Regions from separate parts of the Mus musculus genome. Here region 2 is linked to region 1. A link is a contact called in ENCODE POLR2A ChIA-PET data. All regions are on one chromosome and are shown on one strand. Each heading gives the region's core, a stretch centred on a gene start or an enhancer-like site at or near the end of the contact. The rest is flanking DNA. Distances are from core to core; before and after follow the strand shown. Region 1 overlaps Pvt1 (Pvt1 oncogene). Region 2 overlaps Pvt1 (Pvt1 oncogene).

Region 1 (6,041 bases), core at 2,140-4,639:
TTCTCAACCTACCCAAGGAGCCTGCCTGGCACAAAGAAACAAGCCAGATGTTCTGGAACACGATTGTTCATCCTAGCACCCAGGTAGCCAAGACAGGAGCTCAAGGCTAGCCTGAGACACATTGTGAGCCCCCCCCCCCCCATCCCATCTCCATTTAGAACAAACAAACAAACAAAAAAACAGTAAGAAGGAAAGAGAGACAAGGCTGGAGGGAGAGAAAGCAAATGAGAGAAAAAGGAAAAAGCCTAGAAAGGACAGAGAGAGGTGCAGACAAGATGGGAAAGAGGAATCTAGGCAGAGGAAACCATAGAAACCAAAGGATGGGCATGGCTGGGTATAGCTGTTCACCAGAAGAGATACCGGTTAATTATATGTGACTCTGGGTTCAACCCCTAGCACCTCAGTAAAGAAGAGCAAAAGGAATTGGAGGTGGAAGATCTTGCCATCCTAAGGAAAGCACCAGTGAAAATAAGGACCAGATATTTATAGTATGTAGGACTAGTGTGGGAAGGGGCAGATACCTCATCTCTTAAAAAAACTAATCAACAGCTGTTTCTAGCTGTGACCTGAAGTGACCCACGTCTTTTGCCCTAGTGTGTGTGTGTGTGTGTGTGTGTGTGTGTGTGTGTGCGCGTGTGTTGGGGGGAGGAGGGAAAGAGGTGCATTCTATGACATACTCTAAATATGTACAAGTCATGAATTAAGCTCTGCCCCATCCTCCTGCCTGTAGGGGTTTTTCTCAGTACACAGTTCCTCACAGCGTGCAAACTTCCTTCCCTCCCTTCCTCCCTCATGACAAGTCTCATGTCTTCAGAATTCTCCCAAGCCTGTTCCTAATTTCTTCTCTTGTTAAGTCCCCTTCTAGATCTGCTAGGAGCTGTTGCCTTTTCTGCTCTGCTGCTAACTGGGGCCCTCCAAGGGTTCTTTAGGCTGCTCTGCAGTTGCTCTTCAGGGTCCCAAAACGGATAGTGTCTTAGTCAGGGTTTCTATTGCTTCAAAGAAACACCAAAAGCAATTGGGGGGGGGGGGGAGTTGGCTTACTTCTAGATCATAGTCCATCACTGGAGGAAGTCAGGACAGGAATTCAAGCAGGACTGGAACCTAGAGACAGGAGCTGAAACAGAGGCCAAGGAATGGTGCTACTGGCTTGTATCGCATAGCTTGCTCAGCCTACCTTCTTATAGAGCCCAGGACTACCAGCCCAGAGATGGCATGACCCACAATAATCTGGGCCCTCCCCCGTTGATCACTAAGCCATTGAGACACAAACTACCCACTAGAGATAGTAAGCACATGCCTGCATATTTGCATGTATGTACGTGTCAGTATGTGCATGTGCCTATTTGTTTGAGTGCAGTGTGGAGGCCAGAGGACCATGGGTATCAATCATTCCTTCAGGTGCAACATACCACCCACTCCCTTAAGAAATGATCTATCAGTGCCCTGGAATTCGACATGTATGTAGTATGTAGGCTGTCCAGACAGTCCCAAGGATCTTCCTGCCTCTTTTTTTTTACCATCACTGGAATTATAAGCATGCAACACCGTGTCCAGCTTCTTTTTTTATTTTCAACTTTTAAACATGAATCCTGGGGATAGAAGCAAATCCTTATGCTTGCAAGGCAAACATCTACTATAACTACACTATCTCCATAGCCCACTGCACATTTTAGTGATTCGTCTCATGAGCAGTGCTCTGCCTCCCCACATTCAGAAGCAAGGTTCCCCCAGACAGTACTACTGCCTTCTTTACATCCCTCATAACACTACCAGTACCCCAGCTTGAGTCAACGTCCTGCCAGCCCTGCTCCCAGCCCATAAAACTGGGTCGTGGTTCATTCAAGGCACACAGTTTCTGTCAGTTGACCAACCTTGAAGAAAACAAGCTTTTACCCAACCTCACCATTGCCATTTCATTCAAAACATAGACACCTCTGGAGCTGGGTAGTGATGGTGCACACACACCTTTAATCCCAGAGGCAGGTGGATCTCTGGGAGTTCCAGGCCAGCCTGGTCTACGGAGCTAGTTTCAGGCCAGCCAGGGCTACAGAAAGAAAGCTTATCTCAATAGCACTGCACCACACACACACACACACACACACACACACACACACACACACACAAATGTAGATCATACTGAAAAGAACCAGCACTTAACACTGTCTGAGAGCTGCTTGCAAATCAACCAATGGAAGGGAAGCAATTTCCTCTGGTCCGCTGACTATAGGTACAAATTATCTTTCCCAGGAAAAAACAAACTCACACGTGAATACCTGCAATACCAGATTTCCGTTTCCTTGCAGTAAAGCAAAGCTTAGTCATCTGTAACGTATGGAATGCAGACTCCCCATAGCTTTACCATGCCTTCATTTTTCACAGCTGTCTTGCTTCTGAGTAATTTGGTAACAATGTCCCCACAAATTAGCGTTATCTACTTTTTCCAAAGGCCTACGTTTTCCAGGGACCACCTCATAAGAAACTCCGGTTTCTCTGTGTATATAATATGTAATTACCAACACAACTAACTTTTGGCAAGCACACAAATCAGCTGGTGGCGGCTAGCATTCCAGGCACACCAGTATCAATAGTTAACATTTAACGAGTGTTTACCATACATCCGCCAGGAAGCACTGTTCTAAGCCTTCCTGTGCATTAACTCATTCACCTCTCTAGAAAGCAGGAATGCAGTCAGGGATTATAAACGAAACAAACAGACACAAAGAAGCTAATGAACATACTGGGACAGAAAAGTCTAGGTAACAGCTTAACTCGTTGCCCGTGAGTCTATAAGCAATCAAAAGCAAATTCATACCATCACACACACACACCACACAGTAATAACAGTAGAACAATCAAGGTTCACGTAGACTAAAAAGGGTCCAGCAGGGTGAGGGAAAAAGGAATGAAATGATCAAAATTGATAGTATAGATGTACAAAAACCTCCTAATGAAACCTGTTACTATGAATAATTAGCTGGGCAGTGATGGCACACGCCTTTTGATCCCAGCACTTGGGAGGCAGAGGTGGGTGAATTTTTGAGTTCGAGGCCAGCCTGGCCTACAGAATAAGTTCCTGGACAGCCAGGGCTACACAGAGAAACCCTGTCTTGGGGGGGGGGGGGGGGGGGACTATGAATAATTAATACTTGCTAGTAATTCTTTAAAGTAACAAAATGGATCTTTTAATGTGGGAAACTGGGCTTCTGTGTAGCAGCTACTCAGCCCAGCTCCTTAGAGGGACGGTGGCCTCATTTTGCTTTGTAAAGGGGATTTGCTGTGTCACTGAATGCACGGAGTGAGCCAAACAGAGGTCAGTTCCGCGTTCTAGCTCTTCACGCTCTTACTGACAGCTGTTTACAAGGTCTGGCAATCGGTACGGCATCCATGTGGCTGGGCTGGATGTTAGCAATGAGTTTATGAGTGCTTTGTTTTCACGTGGCAACAACTTGGTGTCCCTGCGCAAGACTCTGTGCCATGCATGCTTGCAGGATCCCAAATGTAAAGGACCCACATAGAGTCTCGGTTACCTGAGCATAAGCTGTGGGTATGGAGTAGAGAAAAGGATTGGGGGTGGGGGTGGGGGGGTTAATCCTCCATCTGTAAATATGTCCCTGTGTTTAGTCACTGGGAGAAACACGATCCCTGCCTGGATGTAGACACTTAGCAAGGGGCACAGGATTTGGAAATCCCCACAAGCTGGTGAGAGCAGTAAAGATGAGAAACTGGGATGAAAATGGAGGGCCAAAGGGTGAAGAGTAAGGGGGGGGGGGGGAGGTGTTCTCTCCCACTCCTGAACAGGTCAAATCCCCATGAGGCCAGGGCTTTTGGATGGTGGTCCAAGAGAGGCCATGAGACAGGGGCTGTGCAATGAGGACAGACAGCTCCCTGAGGGGTCATGGGAGCCAGGTACCCAGCCTTGGGATCCTAGCCTAGTGTTCTTTCTGTTGTCTCAGCTACAGAGACCATCAGAGTCCAGAGCCCTCATTCAGTTTGCTTTGCAAAGGTGATCTGCTCAAAGGATATGCAGGCTCTCAAGTTGAGGCAGACTAGGAAACAAGAGATCCAAAGAAAGGAAGGCCCATCTATCCCCACGCTCCCTCCTGAAGCCAGGAGAAAACTGTCCATAAACCAATTTGTAGACAAGAAGGTCAAGTTAAAAACAAGCAGGTTAGTACAATGCTGTGCCCCTTACCCCAGCCCTCAGGGAACAGGAGGGCCCCACTTTGAAGACTGGACAGAGCTACCAAGCCAGGGTCTATCTCACAAATAAAGAGAGTATATGGAGGACCAAAGTGGGTTGAACTACATGTGGCTTACATAGCAGAGTGCTTGCTTAGCACGTTCAAGGCCTGGGTTTGATCAAGAGAACCATATACACCAGGCCCAGCACAGCAGTGTATGTCTATGATCCTAGCATCCAGGAGCTGGAGATGACAAGCTATTCTTCCAGGACTGGACATCTGCCTAGCATGTGTACAAGGTACTGGGTTCAATCCTCAGTATCAAATACAACAGGAAGGGAAAAAAGAAGAAGAAGAAGAAGAAGAAGAAGAGGAGGAGGAGGAGGAGGAGGAGGAGGAGGAGGAGGAGGAGGAGGCGGCATGAGAGAGGAAGACAAATCTGTCTCTTGAAACAATTCCAAAAGGGAACACAGGAGCCTCACAGCTCTTCAGCCTGCAGCAAGGGGACACATTCAGCTCACAACAGCTGGGTGCTACCTGAAGTGCAAAAACAGATGATGCCAAAAGGCAGATGGATCAGATCTGGTTGGTTCTAGAAGCCTAAGCTACACATCTTCTGTTTTCAGTGATGCCTGTTTAAAAAGACAGGAAGGACCGAATGGATTTTGCCACTCACCTCCCCAAGAAGCACCATTAAGAAGGTAGCAGGCGGGCCGACATAGGTGGTCCTTAAGTAGTTAGGATGCTCTAAATCATGAGGGCAGTTACAGGCAACTGCTGCAGGGATCAGATGAACAAATCAGGTGTTTAGAGTTCACGCAATGTTTGTGTTACACGTGCACTTTGAAAATGAACTCACACTGCTCTTCACAGCGATCCATTCTCATAATAGCTTCGGGGGCAGTACGGATGGCAAAGCCCAAGAGCCCTCTCTTCATCAGGCCATCTGCCAACCCGGTATGGCAGGCTGGCTGTGCACAAGTGTCCTAGGGGAAACCCAGGTAAAGAACTCATGTCTTATCCTCTAGTGTCATACTCCATTATTCCATTATTAATAGCAATAGATAATTCTTGGGGACCCAGGGACCTTCCGGCAGCACATGAAGCAAATTGTAAAGGCCATAAATACTGATGGCATTCTGAGTCTGCTATTCCCACTGATGAGTAACGAAGCGGATCAGAGAGGATGAGCGAGTATCTGCTTACTCAGCAAGTTGCCAGAGAAACTGGCATCACCGTTCTCTGTGGCTCTTCCGGATGCTCCCACACCAACCAAAACCCCAGCACCAAGCAAGCCATGACTTGGCTTTGCCACCCTACTCCATAAACAGCCTCCAAGTTCATCCGCACACTTCTGTCTACCATTGGCTCTGGTTGACTCCCAATGGCTCTTGCTGTCCCAGGCCGATCAACACAGATGGGTGAATCCTGGATGGCTTTGAGAGCAGAGGCAAAAGGCAGCAGTGCCCATGAGGGCTGAACACAAATGCCAATGCGTCCATCAGTCAGATCTCTGACTGCCCACTCTGGGACAGTCTTCCAGCTTTCCACTCCCAGCTTCCACGGGCCAAGCAGAGCTGCTCATTAGAAATCCCATTTTGGGAGAGTGGGGGTGGGTGGGTATGGGGGACTTTTGGGATAGCACTGGAAATGTAAATGAAGAAAATACCAAATAAATAAATAAATAAATAAATAAATAAATAAAAGATATCCCGTTTTGTCTGTGCTCTCTCTTGTAGGGGAGAGGGGTGAGGAGCCTAACCCAACATACCTTCAGAATCACTGAAGTGCTTCACTGTGTGAGGTGGCTAGCTGTTGGAAACATGGGCTCCACTCTGCCCTTGGCCACCAAATGCTGAC
Region 2 (6,654 bases), core at 4,028-6,527, 54 kb before region 1:
CAGCAAATTATAGCTTATTCACTTCTCTGGGGGAGACCGAAATGATACCGAGTTAGGAACAAAGTTTGTAAAGTCTAACAATTGTGAGGCTTCTGAGAAACAGAAAAAGAGCTGGCATCCCTGAACTAGCACGGATTGCCCATTGCCTCTGTATAAAAATACCTGAGGAAGGGTCAGATGTGAGGATATAGTCAATGGAACCAAAAGATATGAGAATCCCTCTAGTAAGCATGTTTGTACTGTAAGTGTATACAGAAAAACATATCTGGGTAAGAGAGGGGTACGTACATACATACATACATACGTACATGTGTATACACACATGTAACCCAGATGCTGATGGTTCCATAAATCCAAGCACTGCTCATTTTAGAACATATCAAAAAGTAAATTGCCTCGTACCTTCCAAGCACTCTTCCCAGAAATGTGTGTTAAGAGGAAACGAATGCTTTTCTTAGAATTTCTCCATGTGTAGATAAACATGAATATGTGCTATATGGACCTGTTTCATTTCTATAAAAGAGAGGCCAATTCAAGACAAACAGTACTGCTGGGCGTGGTGGCGCAAGTCTTTAATCCCAGCATTTGGGAGGCAGAGGCAAGCTGATTTCTGAGTTTAGAGGCCAGCCTGGTCTACAGAGAGAGTTCCAGGACAGCCAAGGCTACACAGAGAAACCCTGTCTCAAAAAAACCAACAACAACAACAAAAAGCCAACAACAACAACAACAAAAAAAAAGACAAACAGTACTACAATCTATCTTTCTCAATCAGTGGATGAAAAAGATACATATACCTGCAAACATACACAGAGCTTACTGTGTTTGTAATTTCTATTTATTTTTCAGTCTGAAACAATGTCATACTTAGAAAATAAGTTAAGGGCTGGAGAGATGGCTCAGCCGTTAAAGGCTAGGCTCACAACCAAAAATATAAGAAAATAAGTTAAAATGTACAGAGAACTCCTATATAGCCTAAGGCCTTTTAAATTTTGGTATCTTATTTATACTATTATCACTGTACAATTATTAAATTTTATGTGCAAATTAGTTCTACTTGCTAATTAGGAGTCTTCATTTAAATTCTCCAATAATGACTTTTTCAAATACAGGCCCTGACCCAAGTCACAAGCTATATTTAGCTGATAAGACCCTTAATTTGGTTTTGTTATTTTTTTTATTGTTTAGTTTGAAGCCAGTATAATGCACTATAACCTAGTCTATGTAGCCTAGCTTATAAACCCACGGCAATCCCTCTGCTTTGACCTTCTAAGTGCCAGGATTTCAAGCCTATGTCATCACGTTTTGGTCCCTGGTTACTCTTCTGTGTGTGGGAAGGATATATGCATGTAGCAACAAGTCTGTGTGTCTACATATGTGAAGATAACACAGCATCCTTCATCTTCAACCTAACATGCCTCCCCTCATTTTGGTTGAGATAGGGTCTCTCATAGAAGTCTAGTCCAGCTAGAAAAATACTAGGGATCTACCACCTCCCATCCTGACATCATTGGGTCTGCAGACGTGTGCCACCACACCCAGCCTTTTCACATGGGATCAAGGGATTGAACTTCAGTCTTCATGCATATGAGAAAGGCATTTCACTGACTGAGCCATCTCCCCAGCCTCCTTAGTATGAACTCATTCCTCAATCATTCTTTGTCTTCAGAAGCGTGATTAGGTAGAATGTCTCTCAATTTGGGTTGGTCTTAGAATTATTTCTTATTTAGTTGGGGGAATGTAAGAATATCACAGAAGTCTTGGCTTAATCCAGAGCTGGGGCAGGCAGGCAGAGCATGCTGTGATACTGGACCAAAATAAAAGGCAGAGCTCAAAACACCGATGAAAGAGCAAGCCATGGGCTATAGAAGCCAACTTCATGATTGTACTAATGACCAAGAAAAATCTGGGTAACAATGTGGTTTTATTCATGGATTGTGACCAATGTAGCAAGAATCTATAAGCCCATGCTCTAACAAATAAGTGGCACTTTTTTTTTTTTTTAACTTCTTCAGGATTACAACCGAAGACCAACTAAGGGATCAAGCTGGTCTACTGAACTATTCAATGTATGTTGGAATCCTGAAGAGGTAGGCTTTAATATCAGTGAAGGATGCCTCAGCTCCAGGACGGATGAACTTGCCAGTGAGCATGAGGGCAGTGTGAGAGTATCTAAGTAACCTAACTATTGGGTTCTTGGACTTTCTGTCATAAGACAGGACCACAACCTATAAGTCATTCTAATAAGTGAGGGTGTGTGTGTGTGTGTGTGTGTGTGTGTGTGTGTGCTCACACGTGCGTGCGTGTGCTTGCGCATCCTATCAGCTCTGGTCCACCATTTCCATGAGACTATATTGGAGAAGAGGTATTGATAGAAGTTAGGAAGAACACATAATACCTCATGCATTGGCAGAGATCTGAACTCATAAGTTTCCCATAAGAAGAGACATTGGATGGGGCTGGTGAGACGGTTTTCTGGGAAATGGAGCTTGTGGTCTATCTAGCCTGAAGACCTGAGTTTCCAGGAATCTACATGGTAGTTGGAAAAATCCAAGTCCTACAAGTTGTGTTCTGACCCCCATATATGCTCCCATACACCCTGACACACATGCACACATGGAACATAAATATTTATTTCTTTGTTAAAGGAGAATGAGAAACATTAGATGCTCTCACACTGAACCCTTGACCCCACTGTGATGACAAAAGAAGACAGACATCCATGACCGAAGCAGACACCATCACCAGAAAATGAACTGTTAATACTTTGTCCTTGAACTTCTCGGTATCCGTAACTCTGAGAAAATTTTACCCTGAAGCCAAGGATAATAATTTGTCATTGCAATGAGCGGAGGCCAAAACAGAGTGTCTCCATAAACCAGACCAGAGCCTAGGTTGCTTTTTCTGCTTTGAATTTACCTCTTCTCTGACAGGTGCCAAATCTATGCAGGTATTTGCTTTTCTTTATACATATGCATGCTTCTTTGAATGAAAATGGCCCCTGTAGGCTCATATTCAAATGCTTAGTCCTCAGGGAATACCACTACTTGGGGATTTAGATTAGCAGATGTGGTCTTATTGTAGGGGTGTTTCATTGGAGGTGGGCTTTGAGGTTTCAAAAGCCCAAGACAGACCCAGTATCTCCCTCTTCTGCTGCGTGCAGATCAGAATATAAGACTCTCAGTTCCTTCTCCAGAACCTTGTCCGTTTTTGTTGTTGTTGTTGTTGTTTTTGGTGTCACCATAATCATGGGCTAACGTCTGAAACTTAAGAATACCTTGTTCATGACATCTCTTCATAGAACACTAAGACAATATGATTGTCCACATCATTGCAAATATAAAACCAAAGATACTTTACTTAGAGAGAGAGAGAAGCCATAGAGCTTGTTTTTTCTTTTCTCTCGTAAAGGTAGAGTTGTTGAGGCAAAGTCTCTGGCAGCCCAGGCTAGCCTTAAACTCACAATGTAATTGAAGGTAGTCCTGAACCTCTGATCATCCCTCTCCTGCTTCCCAAGAGCTGGGATGACCTGTGTATCTCATCCCGAGTTAACATTTCATTCTCATACCCTATTGTATCCTGCAGTACTTGCAAATAAGATGTGACTTGGACCTGGGTTCTACAGACACTATCACAGTATAGTATTTGAGATACATACGTACATGGAAGCTGATCCATATAAGAAGAAAGTTATAGGCATAGGCCATGGGAGCCTATATATAAATATATAAGCCTATAAGTAAGCCATGGGAGAACAGCTAGAGAAGCGTCCTGCAAGCTGAGAAATGCCTAGAGCGTCCAGTAGTCATTAAAAGCCCATGGAAAAAGGGCAGGCTCTTCCCATGGATCCCCTGGATTGTAGGGGCATCACCATATCAGCTTTGCTGCCTCCACAGCTACCGGAATGCATCCCAGAGGATTTGAGCAATCTAGCGTGTTTCAGATTGTTTAGTAGCCCCGAAAAACTAACAGACACCCTGTGCTGGCTAGTTTCATGTCAACATGACACAAGTTTTATGCAGTCATTTGGGAAGAGGGAATCTCAACTGAGAAAATGCCTCCAGCAGATTGGCCTTCGGGAAAGGGTTTTGTGCTATTTTTCTTGATTGATGATTGATGTGGAAGGCCCAGCTCACTGTGGGTGGTGCCACCTAGGCTGTTGGTCCTACCTACTGTTGAGAAAGCAGGCTGTGTGATCCAGGAGGAGTAAGCAGCACTCCTCGATGGCCTCTGCATCAGTTCCTACCTCCAGGTTCCTACCCTGACTTCTCTGGATGATGGCTACAAGTTTGTCATGGTGTTTTATCACAGCAGCAAAAAAACTAATTGACACACACCACCAATGAATCTCCTCACTTCATGGAATACAGAAAGGCTGAAGCTAAGTAAGAAGCCATGGAGACAAACTTTACCACACCGGCAAAAGTGAGTTTGGCATGCAACTGGTCATCAGTTTGAGCATATTGAAGAAGAAGCCCAAGTCACAATATGAACTATAGAAAGTACAATTATTTCTGCTTTACAGTGACATGAAATTTTGTTGACATGCCTGATGAGGAAGGAGAGTGCACTCAAGAGATATTTCAAGGAGGCTATTATGGGCTGTTTATGCCCTCATAAAATTCCTATGTTGAATCCCTAACCTCCAAGGTGATGAGAAATGTCATGCGAACAGAACCCAGGAACTACAATAAGCATCCTTAGAAAAGACATGCCAGCAAGCAGCCTTACCTCATCCCCCAGGTTAGACCTGGAAGACAGGGGACCATGAGTCAAAAAGCAGGCCCTTGCCACACACTAATGACGTCGGTGGCACACAGTCGGGGATGCCTAGCCTCCAGAACCAGGAGAAATCAACCCCTGTTGTTCCACAGCCACACAGCCTAGAGTCCCACTTCCTTAGAGCAGGCCAAATGCACTAAGACAGGAGCTGAGGGGACAAGAGAAAGAAAGAAGAACTGAGTAAACCCTTCTTGCTCTGTAAGTATTGGAAAGTGAAGAGGGAACAGGAAGCTCTTGTGTCTGATGGGGGCCTCATGTAGGTCTAGAGGGTCACAGGAAGTATTTCAGGCAGCCTTTAGCTACAGGGCCCCTCACAGAGGAAAGCCCCTGGAGAAGCACCTGCCCTATGCTCCGCCCCAGGTCAGCCTCATTTCCCCTCTCAGCATTTGCCCTTGGTCTATTTTGACAAGGCTATTTCCAGTCTATGCCCTCACATACTCCTGCAGACACATGAACCCTGCCCACCCTGGGGACCGACCAATGTCATGGAAAACCCAAAGCCTTACTTAACACCATGTGCAGCAGGCTCTGGGGGCTGTCGGTGACACCCCCCCCCCCCGGCCTGTCGACTGGAACATAATAGGCTGCAGCTAGGAAACAGGGCTTCCCGGCACAAGCTGCAAGGGGGAGTAGGTGCCGTGGAGAAAGTGGGGGCTGCAGGGAGTTATGGGGGGGGGGGTGGCGCTGAGGGGTGTGTGTGGCAATACTCTGAGTCTCCAAATGACAAAGTGGAATCTGGATTCCAGCTCGTGTGACTACAGGAAAGGAGAGATTGGTGCTACAGAGTCTCATTAGGGCTCATCAAGGGAAGCGTCACAGGGCTATCTTAGAATGGTGAGAAAGGACAAGACAAGAATTAAACCTGAGAGAGAGTAAGAAAGGGAATGGTGGGATAGGAGGAGCAGCAACTGAGGCAAATACACCACCTCGGAATGGGAAGAAGCAAAGTAGTAGGTGCAGAACTGAGGAGCCCAGGGCCCTTCTGGGCAGCATGCCTGAGAGGATGGAGATGAAGCTTGTGAAGAGCATGGGACACAGAGGCCCCGTGGACAAGACACAGCTGTCACTGAGACAATGCTGCCAGGGTAAAGAAGTACTACTTCAGCAGTGGCACCATCAGCGAAGAGGTAAACAGAAGCCTCAAATCTTCTTTTGAATACCTATGTCTGGCCACCTGGCCATCAGTCCTTCAGAGCCAGGCTCTTTGGCTTCATTTGAGCCACTGCCTCCTTTGTAATGAATATCCACAGGTACAATAGCCAAAATATTCCTGAATAGGCAACATAAGTATGGAGAGGAAAGAAGATGAGATGAGATGAGATGAGATGAGATGAGATGAGATGAGATGAGATGAGATGAGATATGAAAAATAATATACTTGAGCTAGTCCCCTAATTCAAAAGCAATGTCCCCAGTATTATTATTATCTTCCTCAACACCAACATTACTAGAACCAGCTACTCCTCCAGCAGCATCACTACAGCATCATTGAAGGAAAGCAACTCCTTTAGCAGATAGAATACTGTGCTGTGAGGTCTCCTAGCAGGATTCAGGAGAAGGGACTGAGGGACTGATACAACATACACACATCTGAAGGAAGGACCAGAGTCCTAGATGAATCCCCATCAGGTCTTGAAAGTGAGGTGTTCAATGGGTCACAAGGTATAAGACCAGAGCAAAGCCAAAGCTCTCTCTCTATACATAGTCCTAGCAGCCTGATGCTGTAAAAACAGCAGTGCTCATTACAGGCCAAGTTGTAGTGATGAGGAAGCAAATATCATCAATCAGTGGGGGTTCTGTATTGGGTAAACATCAAAGCAGGGGCATAGCCAGATAAGGACAATAACTTATGATGACTCGATTTGGTCTACCTTG

The links. ChIA-PET counts read pairs that join two places held with the same protein, here RNA polymerase II (POLR2A).
Region 2: POLR2A ChIA-PET joins it to region 1 with 19 read pairs in embryonic stem cell. The contact joins two enhancer-like sites. POLR2A ChIA-PET finds 5 or more read pairs at or near these places in 3 of 5 experiments (Patski and embryonic stem cell).

Annotation. Positions count from the first base shown.
Region 1 is chr15:62,125,264-62,131,304 of GRCm38, reverse strand. All of the region lies in intron 1 of Pvt1 (Pvt1 oncogene), which reads right to left. Among named protein-coding and RNA genes, the nearest start is that of Pvt1, 90 kb to the right of the region's middle. Within about 2 kb of position 3,389, at least 1 of the 3 ENCODE cell types and tissues checked has a DNase peak (open chromatin) inside an H3K27ac peak, as active enhancers do.
Region 2 is chr15:62,180,099-62,186,752 of GRCm38, reverse strand. The region is part of intron 2 of Pvt1 (Pvt1 oncogene); the gene reads right to left. Among named protein-coding and RNA genes, the nearest start is that of Pvt1, 150 kb to the right of the region's middle. Within about 2 kb of position 5,277, at least 1 of the 3 ENCODE cell types and tissues checked has a DNase peak (open chromatin) inside an H3K27ac peak, as active enhancers do.